Regions from separate parts of the Homo sapiens genome. Here region 2 is linked to region 1. The links are chromatin contacts, found by Hi-C in ENCODE. All regions are on one chromosome and are shown on one strand. Each heading gives the region's core, a stretch centred on a gene start or an enhancer-like site at or near the end of the contact. The rest is flanking DNA. Distances are from core to core; before and after follow the strand shown. Region 1 holds the start of HAAO (3-hydroxyanthranilate 3,4-dioxygenase). Region 2 holds the start of FBXO11 (F-box protein 11).

Evidence for each region. A loop is a pair of places that touch in the nucleus more often than their neighbours do. Pooled maps may share reads with other maps.
Region 2: a map with no recorded cell type shows a loop between it and region 1 (7-fold over the local background). The contact joins the promoter of FBXO11 here to the promoter of HAAO in region 1. A Hi-C loop is called at or near these places in 2 of 37 single-sample maps with no recorded cell type and 2 of 50 pooled maps.

The regions. Positions count from the first base shown.
Region 1 is chr2:42,788,445-42,794,646 of GRCh38, forward strand. It overlaps HAAO (3-hydroxyanthranilate 3,4-dioxygenase), which reads right to left and starts at 4,139. Exons shown (of 10, transcript NM_012205.3): 1 at 4,013-4,139; 2 at 85-163. The coding sequence starts at 4,092. RefSeq lists silencers at 3,986-4,425, 4,606-4,705, 4,786-4,875.
Region 2 is chr2:47,905,248-47,911,264 of GRCh38, forward strand. It overlaps FBXO11 (F-box protein 11), which reads right to left and starts at 1,251. Exons shown (of 23, transcript NM_001190274.2): 1 at 242-1,251. The coding sequence starts at 473. LOC100506235 (a long non-coding RNA gene) reads left to right here and starts at 303. Exons shown (of 2, transcript NR_187636.1): 1 at 303-552; 2 at 2,071-2,920. RefSeq lists silencers at 24-73, 84-203, 564-753, 1,244-1,343 and an enhancer at 1,413-2,197.

The DNA.
Region 1 (6,202 bases), core at 2,889-5,388:
GGCCTCGAGTGGGAAGCGCCCCCTCCCGCTAGGGCCAGGCTCCTTGCCCGCAGGCCTAGATCCAGGGAGACCAGTCAAACCTACCTCTTCACCCTCTTCGATGTGATAGTCCTTCCTGGTGTTGGGGCCTCCGATGAACATGACTTTGAGCTGCTCCTGGTGCCTGCAATGCGCAAAGTGGGGGAGACGTTCTAAACCATCTCCTAGGAGTGAAGAGAGCACGGGTCCCGTGGGGGCCAGGAGGGAGCCTGAGGGCCCCTGGGAGAGGAGCAGGGCTGTTTTGGCCTCACTGTCCCTGTTCCCCAACTCTCATCCCCGGTTCATGCCTGCGTGCATCTAAGTGTCTATGTGTCTGGGATCGTGTCTGTGTGTCTGTCTGTCATTGTTTGTGTGTCCCCCCACATCGTCTGACCCAACAAGGGAAATGATGTGGTGGTGAATCTATGGCTTCATCAACCAGGATCACAGGATCAAGATCTCGAATTACAGGAGAGTAGCAAATTGAAGACCCCTTCCCAGGATGGGGCAGTGTAGGGGCAAAACGACCTTGACCTGCCACTCACCCATGCTGTCTGACTATAGGACCCTGCACTCTCCCCTGGCTGGAGGCATGGCTCAGTGGATGCAGGAGACCGTGACATCTAGCAGGGGCCTCAGGCGGTGTCAAGTCAGTGTGGCATGTGTTTATAAGCACAGGCCCTGGGGCATGTTACTAACCTTATCTGTAAAATAGAGGAACAGTTCTTACCTCACAGAGTTTAAACAGAATACATGAATTAATATTTGGAAGCTCTCAGAATGGTGCCTAGCATATAGTAAGCACTATTTAAGTATTTGATAAAATAAATAAACCCGGCCGGGCGTGGTGGCTCATGCCTGTAATCCCAGCACTTTGAGAGGCAGAGGCGGATGTATTGCTTGAGGCCACTAGCCTGGCCAACATGGTGAAACCCTGTCTCTACTAAAAATACAAAAATTAGCCAGGCCTGGTGGTGGGCACCTGTAATCCCAGCTACCTGGGAGGCTGAAGCACGAGAATCGCTTGAACCTGAGAGGTGAGGTTGCAGTGAGCTGAGATTGCGCTACTGCACTCCAGCCTGGGTAACAGGGGGAGACTCTGTCTTAAATAAATAAATAAATAAATAAACTCAATACAACCCTCTCATTTTACAGCCGATTTAGCCAGCCAAGAGAGGGTCACAAAGCCAGGGAATGACTGAACCTGAGCCAGGTCTCAGGCTCCTTGACTCCCACGCTGGCGTTGGGTCTGTGGGGCATCTAGTCAGCTGTTTGGAACAAAAGGGTTCCCAAACTCCTCAGTCTTTCTGCTGTTGGTGTGGTGTTACCTTTTTATGCAAAAAATACCTCAGCACCTCCTGAGAACAGCCTGCCCCATCCCCACAGCAGGGTCCCCTTTCAGGGTGCAGACACTGGGGTGAATAAGCAGCAGAATGTGTCTGTGTAGGGCTTCAGGGTGTTCTCAGGTGGCCCTGCCACAGAGGGCAGGGGCAAGGGCTTTCCTCTGGGAAGGGGAGGCGCTGGGTCTGGGACCATTTGTACACACAGGGCACAGCAGCCTAGAGGCTGCCTGCATGGATGACGATGGTGTGGATGGCAGGGGAGGGGCTATGGGGGAGGTCTGAGCCCCCAAACTAGACTGGCAGGTCCTTTCTGAGTGTCCTGTCCTGTGGGCTGCTTTCCAGCCCAGCTGGGAGGCATGGAGGCAAGACGGAAGAGCCAGTCTCTTTCCTTTTCCTTCCCTTTTGGGAGGCTGGGCCCAATAAACCGGAAACACACGTGTGGACCTGATGTTTGGAAAGGTGGATGAGGTTGCAGGGCAGGAGAAGGCTGTCATGAACAGTCCATGCTTAAAGAACTTAAAGCTGCATAGAGCTTCAAGGAGGGGAGGGAAGCCGCAAGGAACTTGACTGGGGAAGAGTGTGCACAGGAGAGCTGGGTGCAGAGGCTCTGAGATTAGAAGCACTGGGGGTGAGCTTGGGGAACGATTGAGAAGGCTGGTCCAGGAGGGTGGACCAGCCATGGAGTCTGGTCTTGGCCTAAGGGGTGCTGGGGAACCTGGAAAGTTTGTTTTTTTTTTTTTTTTTTCAGATAGAGTCTTGCTTGCCACCCAGGCTGGAATGCAGTGGCACAACTTCGGCTCAGTGCAGCCTCCACCTCCCGGGTTCAAGCAATTCTCCTGCCTCGGCCTCCTGAGTAGCTGGGACTACAGGCGCGTGCCACCACGCCCAGGTAATTTTTGTATTTTTAGCAGAGACGGGGTTTCACCATGTTGGCCAGTCTGGTCTTGAACTCCTGACCCCAAATGATCCACCCACCTCAGCCTCCCAAAGTGCTGGGATTACAGGCATGAGCCACTGCGCCCGGCTTGAAAGTTGTTTTTTAAAATCAACTTCACTGAGATGTAATTTAGGTACATACAGACAATTCTTAAACAACTCCACTCAAGAATTCTTTCAACCCATCAGTCAGAATGCATAAACCAGACCTGCCCCTCCTCTGCCCAGAACTCTTCAGCAGCTTCTCACCTTGCTTGCTTCAGCAGCTTCTCACCTTGCTGAATAGTAACCCCTCCTGTAAAATTTATATGTTGAAGTCCTAACGCCCAGTACTGCAGAATGTGACCTTATTTGGAATAGGGTCCTTGAGATGTAGTTAGGTTAGGATGAGGTCATCCTGGAGTAGGGTGAGCCCCTGATCCAATATGTCTGGTGTTCTTTTAAAAGAGGGAAATTTGGACACAGACACACACACAAGGAGACTGCCTTGTGAAGACGAAGGTGGAGGTGGGCGTGGTACAGCAGAAGCAAGAATACCAATGATGCCAGCAAACCACCAAATGCTAGGGAGAGGCCCGGGCAGATGGACGCGAGACCTCAGGGGGAGCGAAGGGAGGACTGAGAAGGAGCGACTGCAGATGGGGATGAAGTGTTGGAAGGAGGCAAAGATGATGCTACATCTTTAATTGGGGGTGGGCAACAACAGTGATAGAAGAGATCTTTGGGGAGATATTGACTGTTGGCCATGTGGTATTGCATGGTAACCAAGAGTGTGCGTGGACTCTGGAGTCGAACTGCTCCGTGGGTTGAGTCTGGAGCCTATCGCACAGGCGCTCCGTGACACTAGAAAAGTTACTTATGAAAATCCCCCCTCACGGTGCTACTGTGAGAATGAGATGAGATGATGTAAAAACACTTGGCATAGTCCTGGGCCTGCTGTTTGCCTTGAGGTGCCACCCTACTGACCATGTCCTGTGGACACAGCAAAAATGGGGAATGTAAACCTTGATCTAGCTGGCATGTGGGGCCCCGCCATGGAACTGGGGGGATGAGGGAGGTGACCATACCACAGGGGAGGGCCTGAGAGGTCTGCCTGAGAAAGATGGCAGCTGGATGGCCAACCCTGTTGGGTGCTGCAGGCAGAGGCTACTGGCAGAGGTGGCCTAGGGAGGGTCTGGTGTGGTGTGTGTGTGTGTGTGTTCGTGCACACCTGCATAGAGGGGCCCTGAAAAAAGCAAGACATCAAGATCTTCCCAAAGGAGCGGATTCTCTGCCTCCCCCTTTGCCTGTGGCTTCTGGGACAGGGTTGGGGTGTATGATTTGGCTGCCCCCAGGCCTACATTCTAGTGCATTTCTGCCTTGAAAACCACCCTCCCCACACTTTTGAGTTTTCCCAAAATGCACAGTGTCACTTGGGGTTGGAGAATTGTTTCTCAGCCCTGGAAGGAGAGGTGCACCCTGTCATGTCATCTCCTACAGCCTGAGAACCAGCTCAGCCTTCTTCAGAAGTCAAGGCCACAGTCACAAGAAAGAGGAACAGACCGATGTGGTGGAACCGGAACAGCCTGTCTCCATCTTCCCCCAAGAACCAAGAGATTAAAGCGGTCCTTCTGCAAGCTTCTGGGTCCAGGAACTCGGAGCTGGAAGGTGAGGGCGCAGATGGAGGAGGGGGAGGAGGCGAGGGCAGGGGGCGGCCATGGGGGTGCTGGACTCACATGAGCTTGTTGCAGACCGGGGGCTGGAAGGAGCCCCGGTTCTCCTTCACCCAGGCCCTCACTCCCAGGCGGCGCTCCATGACTGTCCCGGGCGCCTCCTCGCAGCGCTGTCCTCCCGCCGTCGGAGGCCCGCAGCTCCGCCCAGCCGCCTTTTTAACCAGAATCCCAAGCTCACGAGGCGGAGCAAACCCCCGCGACCCCGTGGTGGGGGCTTGGGGCCCGCGGACTTTGCCCCCTGGTGGACTTTGGTCTGAGCCCGCCGCCCTCCGCGCCACTCCAGGCCCTGGCGAGCGCGGCGGCGGCAGCGCTGGGGAACGGCGTCCCGCGCCCTCTGCTTCTCCGCGGGGCAGGGGCTCGGTCCCCGCCACCGTCTCCGGGGCGCCCCACACACTGGCGCCTGCGGTGGGGCCTGCTCCCGGCGGAGGACAAAGAATCCAGACCCTTCCTGGACGCTTGTCCCCAGACGTTCCTTCCCTCTACGCCCCGAGGGGAATCCCAGGGAAGGTTCCCAGAAATACTACAGTGAGGAGATCGCGGGTTGGAAGTCCCAGCACCTGAGAACACGGTGCTGGCGCTGGGCTCAAGATTTGGCTTTCCCATCTGGAAAAGGGGAATGACTGCCCCGCCACTCAGGGCTGCGGCGCTCACCCAGCGGGAAGCCGCACGGCGGTCCCCGCAGGTCCCGATTCAAGGTGAGCCCCAGACCTGCTGCGTGCGGCCGGCAGACTCCGCCGCGGGCTCGGCGAGGGGAGCGGTGCAGGCGCCGAGCTGCGGAGCCCGGGCTCAGGGCAGGACCGCGAGCCCTCCCCACCTGAGGCCCAGCCGAGCGGCCGCTGTCCGCGCAGTGTCGCAGTGGACCCCGAGCCCCGTGCTGAACTCCTTAGGCGTCTTAGGAACATACTCAGTTCGCACGCAGCTATGGGAGGAATTTGGCAGATGTGGACACCGGCCTCAGTGTCCTAGCCCTCGGGAATCTCGGGGTGTTAATGATGACAGCCCCGTGTGAGAGACTCTAACAGTTATCCTGGGGGTGAGGGGCTGGGGCGCTGGGCCTGGGCGTGCATGTGTGAGGAAAGAGAAATCTGCGCGGGTGTGGAAGATGGAGAAGCCTGTCTTTCTGCAGGACTCAGAACTTTCTTAGGAAGTTTGGAGGGAGTGGGAGCTGACGGGTAGGGGAGGAGGAAAATGGCTCAGGCCCCTGACACCGGAATCCAGACTATAGAGTTTAAGAAACTAAACGCCTCTAAATCCTGCCCTCACAGCCCGCCTGGCCTGGGCTGGTTTTCTCAGCATTCCAGACATAAAGACTCCTCTAGTACAACTCAAAATCAAAACCCAGACGACAGGAAGCCGAATTCCCCACTGAGACCCTCCCGTTTCCTCTCTGACGCTCTTTTTTTTTTTTTCATTTTTCTCTCTCCTTTTTTTTAGTTATTTATCTAGCACAGTTTTAGCTGAGCACTTCTAGTGCAAAACTAGAATATCGTTTTGCACCCAAGTAACTCACACCACCTTCTTTATTTTTCTCATCTACAAGTAATCAGAGGAGACGTAAACAATGACACATGAAGCACTGAGGATCTGAGATGTGTTAAGTTTGCTTTGAGTGTTAGTTAAATGGAGGGATGGGTGAGTGGGTGGATGAAGGCATCAATGAATTCACACAAAAAGGAGAAAAAATTGATTTCAGCCCAACAGATGTTCCGTTACCATAGTGCAAAGGAAAGAATGATAGGTACTCTGTATTTTAACTGATGTGATCAAATAATGTGAATAATTAAGGCCACAAGTAGAATTTTGGGGGTCTGAAATATCCCGAGTAACCCTCTACACAAGCTAAATGACTGCTATGTTATCACTATCAAATATGCCCTCTGATTTGTGCTGTGTAGAGCAAATACCACGTCTGGTCTACTGAATTGGCAAGCCTCCTGGCTCAGGCACCACTGGACTCCAATGTTCAGAAAACGGACAGTTGCTATGTTGTGAGTATTCTGGCATTGTTGAGTTGGAACCATCTGGAATCCTTCTGGATACTGACTGTTGGGCCCCTTGTAGTTTCTGGAATTTACCCGCTTCTAGGAGCCACCTCTCTCCTCTGCACACAGGAGCTCATCTGCACTAAAGGATTAGAAGCAAATAGAATCTACCCCACGATCCAAGCTCAAAGGATCTGGCCTGCTTGCTGGT
Region 2 (6,017 bases), core at 1-2,500, 5.1 Mb after region 1:
AAACCAAACAAAGCGCGGCCTGAGCGAGAGCCCAGGCGAGAAGGGAAGCCGCGGCTTTTCCTGCCGGCCGGGCCCGGCCCGGGCTGACACTGCGGCACCGGGGGACCCGCCTCCGCTCAGCTTGGGTCTCCCACCCCCAGGGCGCGCAGGCCGCCCCCGCCCGCCCGCCCGCCCGCCCGCCCCGGCCTCCCTTCCCGCGGTGCCCGGGAAGGCGGGCGGTTGGGAGGTAGCGCGGCCTTACCCCGCTCGCCGACGTTGTTCCGCTCCTGAGGCAGCGGCGGAGGCGGCGGTGGCGGCGGCGGAGGCTGCTGCTGCTGCTGCTGCTGCGGCGGCGGCGGAGGCTGCTGCTGGGGCGGCTGCTGCTGGGGCGGCTGCGGCGGCGGCTGCTGCGGGGGCTGCTGCTGCTGTTGCTGCACCGGGCGCGGCCGCGACACTCGCCTGGGTCTCCGGTTGGCGGCTCGGACGGAGTTCATTTGCCGGGCTGAGGTGGCGGCGTTGGCGGAGGGACACACACACGCACACGCACAGCGAGCTTCGGGGCAGGAGAAAGGGGTGGGGAGAGTGGGAGAGGGGGGAGGAAGGAGAGGGGGCGAGGGGAAGGGGAGACGCTGAGGGCGGAGGGGGCGAGCGGGACCCCGAGTCCGGAGAAAGGCCCGGGTAGACAGACGGAGACCGAGCGAGGCCGGCCGGGAGGGCCTGACGCACGGGGAAGGCCGAAGCCGCCGGGCGGGGCGGCCGCGAGGGACGAAGGCAGAAAGACGGGCAGACCGAGAGAAAGAAAGAAAGGGCGTCCGCCGCTTGGGGATCCCGAGGCGAAGCGCGGCGGCGGCGGCGGCGGCGGCTGAAGAGACAGATCCCGGTCCCGCCGACTCGCGAGCGGCGTCTCCGGCAGCGGGGGGAGTGGGCGGGCGGGTGAGGAAGGGAGAAAAAGAGAGGGAGAGAAGGGAGGGAGGGAGCAGGGGGCGCCCGGCTCTTTTTTTTCCCTCTTCCTCCCCCCCACACCCCCTGAAAGAGATTTCTGTGAGGAATTTTTCTCTCTTTCTTCGGTCTCTTCTCTCTCCTCCCCCCCTTCTCTCCTCGGCGAAGGGGAAATGAGTGTGAAGGGAGGAGATAGGGGGAAAAAGAGGCGTCGTCCTTCCTCCTCCTTAAAGGAACCTTTCCTCCTCCTCCTCGTCAGCCCTGTCGCCGCTGCTTCTGCTGCTGCTCCGTGGCAGGAGGAGCCATTGACACCGCCGGAGCCTCCACTCGCCCAGTCGGTCCCTCCCCGCCGCGGGGCTGGCCGGGGGCGCGGGGGAGGGCCGCGGGGCGGCGGGGGGAGGGGTGGGTGGGCGGGGAAAGGAGGGGCGGGGATTCCGTCCAGGCGGCCAATCTAAGGCGCCCGTACAACCTTCCGGCCAATGGGGCCTCCGCTCTTATCGCGAAGTCCCTTCAACGCCCTGTTTCCTCTCTCGGGTTTCCTCCCTCCCCCGCCTAGGAGGGGGAAAGAGGAAAGGGGGAGTGTGGCGGGGCGGGTGATAATGGGGAGGTATCAGGGCAAATAATAGAGCAGGGGGTGGGCGAAGAGAGCGCCAGTGCGTAGCGACGATTCTGGGAGAGGAGGTGCTCGGAGGAAAGGGCGGGGGTTGCTGATGTAATGGGGAGAAGTGATTAATCCTTCGGTTCGCCGTTTCAGCTTCCCCCCTACCCCAACCTTCACCCGATTTTTTTGAGCTGAAAAAAAAGTGGAACGAGGGAGCCAATCTTTGGTAACTCGGGTTTTCTGTGGTAGGTGGGTTCAAAATCTGAGCTGTAGGGAGCGCTAGAGATTTCGTGCCCTTTAGCCAAGCTGAGGGTATTTGCAAACCCTGAAGATTTCCGTCTCCGAGCTTTGGGCTTGGTAAGCGAAGTTTGGAGTCGGTGCCTAATCGTATATCATCTAAACCTTGAAAAGGCTTTGACCTTTGGCCAATTTGATTTGTTCTTTGAAGAAGTGTATACAATGTGTGGGAAAATAATATGTGAGAGGAGAGAAGTAAATGTGTTGATGTTGTGATTGTTTATGTGATTTAATTTTTAATTTTTTTTTTTTAGGTCCCACAAACTGCAAGGAAAAGAAAAACCCTCAACAGGAATTACCTTTATACCTGATGCCCCCAACATAATCTCTCTCCAAGGGAAACGTGTTTTTATTGCCTTGCGGCTGAAAATGTATTCTCGATTCTCCCCCTTCTCTCTTTTGTTGTGCATTTTTTGGATGTGGTAAAACTGGCAGTTTATCTGATTATCTGGTTTTCAGAACTTTGGGCGATGTCTCTGAGTGTCATCAGTTGCTCTCTAGGTTTGACATAGATAATTAAGCAACTACAAAGCGTGATAAAGCTTTTGAGAGGGAGGAAAATGTATTTTGGAAGGAGGGAGAGACGCAAAGAGGCGAGCCTGTGTGTTGAGTCCCAGACTTGGTGTGTGACTACAGGCAAAGTACTTCACCTTTCTAGATGTCAGCCCCGCCCCCCTCACCTCCCAAGTTTAAATAAGAACTTATTTTAGACTACATGATCCTGTTTTCAATTTTTAAGAGTTCTGTGATTTTGAGATGATCTCTCTTTAGTCCAGAAAAATAGAGAAACGTAGGTCTATGTTTGTTTCTCAAAAAAATATTTGAGGAGGACAGCTGTTACAAAACAGCTGGAGAACTCCAAATTTTTATGGTGGTTAGCTAGGTGCAAATGGGTACAATTTTAGGTTTGTTCAAATAAACATAGGGGAAAAGTAAAAGTACAGGAAAATTACGTTATACATATAAGTGTGTCCATCATTTCTGATTTTTCTAAAAATTTACTTTTTTATTTGACAAGTACTTTTTGGCTCCTTCCGTGTATGCATTAATATGTATATAAGGTGTTATGGGAAATACTAATAAAAGGAAAATATTGGGCATAAAGAGTTTGTATTTTGGTGTGGCAGAGTGGAAGTTTTACTTACATTAATTCAGATGTAAAGAAAATGTAGCTTGTTTATTTTCTGTAATTTTAACTTCAAGTCCCCACATCATCTCAATTTTTTAAAAAACATAACTGCTTTCACCTTTTATTTCCCCAACTCTCCTTCTAATATATTAATGGGAGGGGCGGGGTTTAGGGTTGTTATATGTGGTATAAGGGGTATCTTTTACATACCCTAGATTTCTAAGTTTATTGCAACAATTCTCTGACATATGGCAGTAAAATGCCTTGTTTTAGCAAAATTAGTATATTATGACAATTTCCTGATAGATGGTAGTAAAGTGTCTTGAGAAAGGAAGCACCTTTTTCAAATTCACAGAGTAACTGGTAGGGTGGTAGCATCCCTGAGGAATAGGGAGGTTTACAAGGGCATCTAAGCCACTAATGCCAGTCCTTATGTTGTCTTCTGGCGTGGAGTGGCTAGTATTGTCTGATGGCAGCCACTGTCGTTTATCATTTATTACTCATAAAACTGGTCATTTCTGTACTTTTGAGGCTGATTTCTTTTGCTGAAATCCATACATGAGCCATTTGCCCCATACACTATAACCTCTTTGTACTGACCCCGAGTCTCCACAGGTCCCTTGATCCTCATGGTTCTCACTGAGACACATGGGTACTTCTGGATTCCCCGAATACCACGTGTAGGCCTTGATGAGCCAGGAGCCTTGCTTTGGGCTTACTAGTTGTTGAGCCACTATCCAACAATGTTGCATTTTTCTCCTTATGTCATATTGAACATGCTGGCAGGCTGAAAGTAGAACTCCTAGACGTCTTAGTGTTTCACAGACATGTCCAGGGACGCAAACCACTATCTCCAACTTTCTTGGATTTCCCTATGTCTCTGTGCATATGTCAACTACATACCCTCAATTCTAGTTTCCACCCTGAGAGGGGATGGAAAGTAAGCACACTGAGTCTGATTAACCTCTTCCTTGTACCCTTTTCTTCTTTCCATCATGCCCCAGGGTTTTTAAGGAATGGATTTTTCTCCTTCCCATTTGTCAGGAACTTTCCTTCTGTACCGTATCCTCTTCATTTTTGAGATTTGGCATTTCTTCTGCTCCCTTTCTTGGAGCCGTGATAGCTGATGAAGTGCTCAAGAGAGAACCCAGTTTAACAATAATGGAACACCTATTGGGAGATATTAAAAAATATTATCCTATCCCTACATTACTGGTTTCTACATATGTTTAGTTTATTTCAGGGATTAAATGTTGAAGTCATCTTTGTGTAAAAGTGTTCAAACTCAATTGTGGAACTTAAGAGTTGTCAGGACGGACCTTGGAGATCATTAAATCTCATTTCTGTATTCAACAGACTAGGAAACTAAACTCCAAAGAAGGGAGGTGACAAAACTATAACTATTTGGTAGCAAAGCCACTGTCTGCCAATCCAGGGCCCTTTCCATTCAGAAGCATTGTAGACAGTATTTTGAGTTCTGGTGAGAACCCAAAATATCCTGGAAGGTTTTATCCATAGGCAGATCCACCTATATTAGTAAATAATTCTGTCAATTAGCTGTCATAAAAGTTATATATGTTAGAAAACAGGAGAAAAATTTAAAAGGATTTCTTTTAGGGGTGGGAGCCACCTAGAATTATTTCAGTAATACTTAGCATAATTTCAGAGGACTGAATTCCCTCAGGGTTTGCTCTCTCTTCAAGAACATTTGTGTTTGTTTTTCTCAGCTAATTACTGGTGCTTAAAAGGTTAGTGTACTTAAAATTATTTGTTTATAAAACCTATCACAATAGCAGTGTGGAAAAAATAAGCTCTTTAATCATTTTAATACCTGGCAGGTGATATTTACTGTGATTCTTAAATTATAATTTTACCATTTCAAAGATTCAGCTTCCCTTTCCTCTGTCATTCTATCATCTAGTCCCAAGCCGTCAGCACTTAGTTACATAAGACACCTCAAAGCTGCTCACTCCTTTTATGTCATTTAAGAAATTAGTTTGATCTGAATATGGTTTCCCTGCAGGAATAACCAGCTCTGTTTAAAATATTCTTGTTAAAGTATGAATGACTTATCTCACTAAGCTGCAAAAATTCATTCTTCAGTACATGCCCAGATAATTTTTTATCAGTTAGGTAGTGAAAATTAACTCGGAACTAAGGATTTAAATTTAACGTATATGTGGGAAAACCTGGTAAGCACACAATCCAATGATACCCAGAAGTTATCTTTAAAGAATTATAGAATCTGACTTTAATACCTTTCCCTGTGAAGTAATACAGAACGCTATTAAAAGAAATCAATTTTGTTCAAGTTTTAGGCTGGACTGTGATACACAGTGGTAAATCTTTGTTTTTTAAGAGCAGAACCAATTTCTTTTTATTATTATTATTATACTTTAAGTTCTAGGGTACATGTGCACAATGTGCAGGTTTGTTACATATGTATACATGTGCCGTGTTGGTGTGCTGCACCCATTAACTCGTCATTTACATTAGGTATATCTCCTAATGTTGTCCCTCCCCCCTTCCCCCGATCCCACGACAGGCCCCAGTGTGTGTGATGTTCCCCTTCCTGTGTCCAAGCATTCTCATTGTTCAATTGCCACCTATGAGTGAGAACATGCAGTGTTTGGTTTTCTTTCCTTGCAATAGTTTGCTGAGAATGATGGTTTCCAGCTTCATCCATGTCCCTACAAAGGACATGAACTCATCCTTTTTTATGGCTGCATAGTATTCCATGGTGTATATGTGCCACATTTTCTTAATCCAGTCTATCATTGGTGGGCATTTGGGTTGGTTCCAAGTCTTTGCTATTGTGAATAGTGCCGCAATAAACATATGTGTGCTTGTGTCTTTATAGCAGCATGATTTATAATCCTTTGGGTATATACCCAGTAATGGGATGGCTGGGTCAAATGGTATTTCTGGTTCTAGATCCTTGAGGAATCGTCACACTGTCTTCCACAATGGTTGAACTAGTTTACACTCCCACTAACGGTGTAAAAGTGTTCCTATTTCTCCACATGCTTTCCAGCACCTGTTGTTTCCTGACTTTTTAATGATCGCCATTCT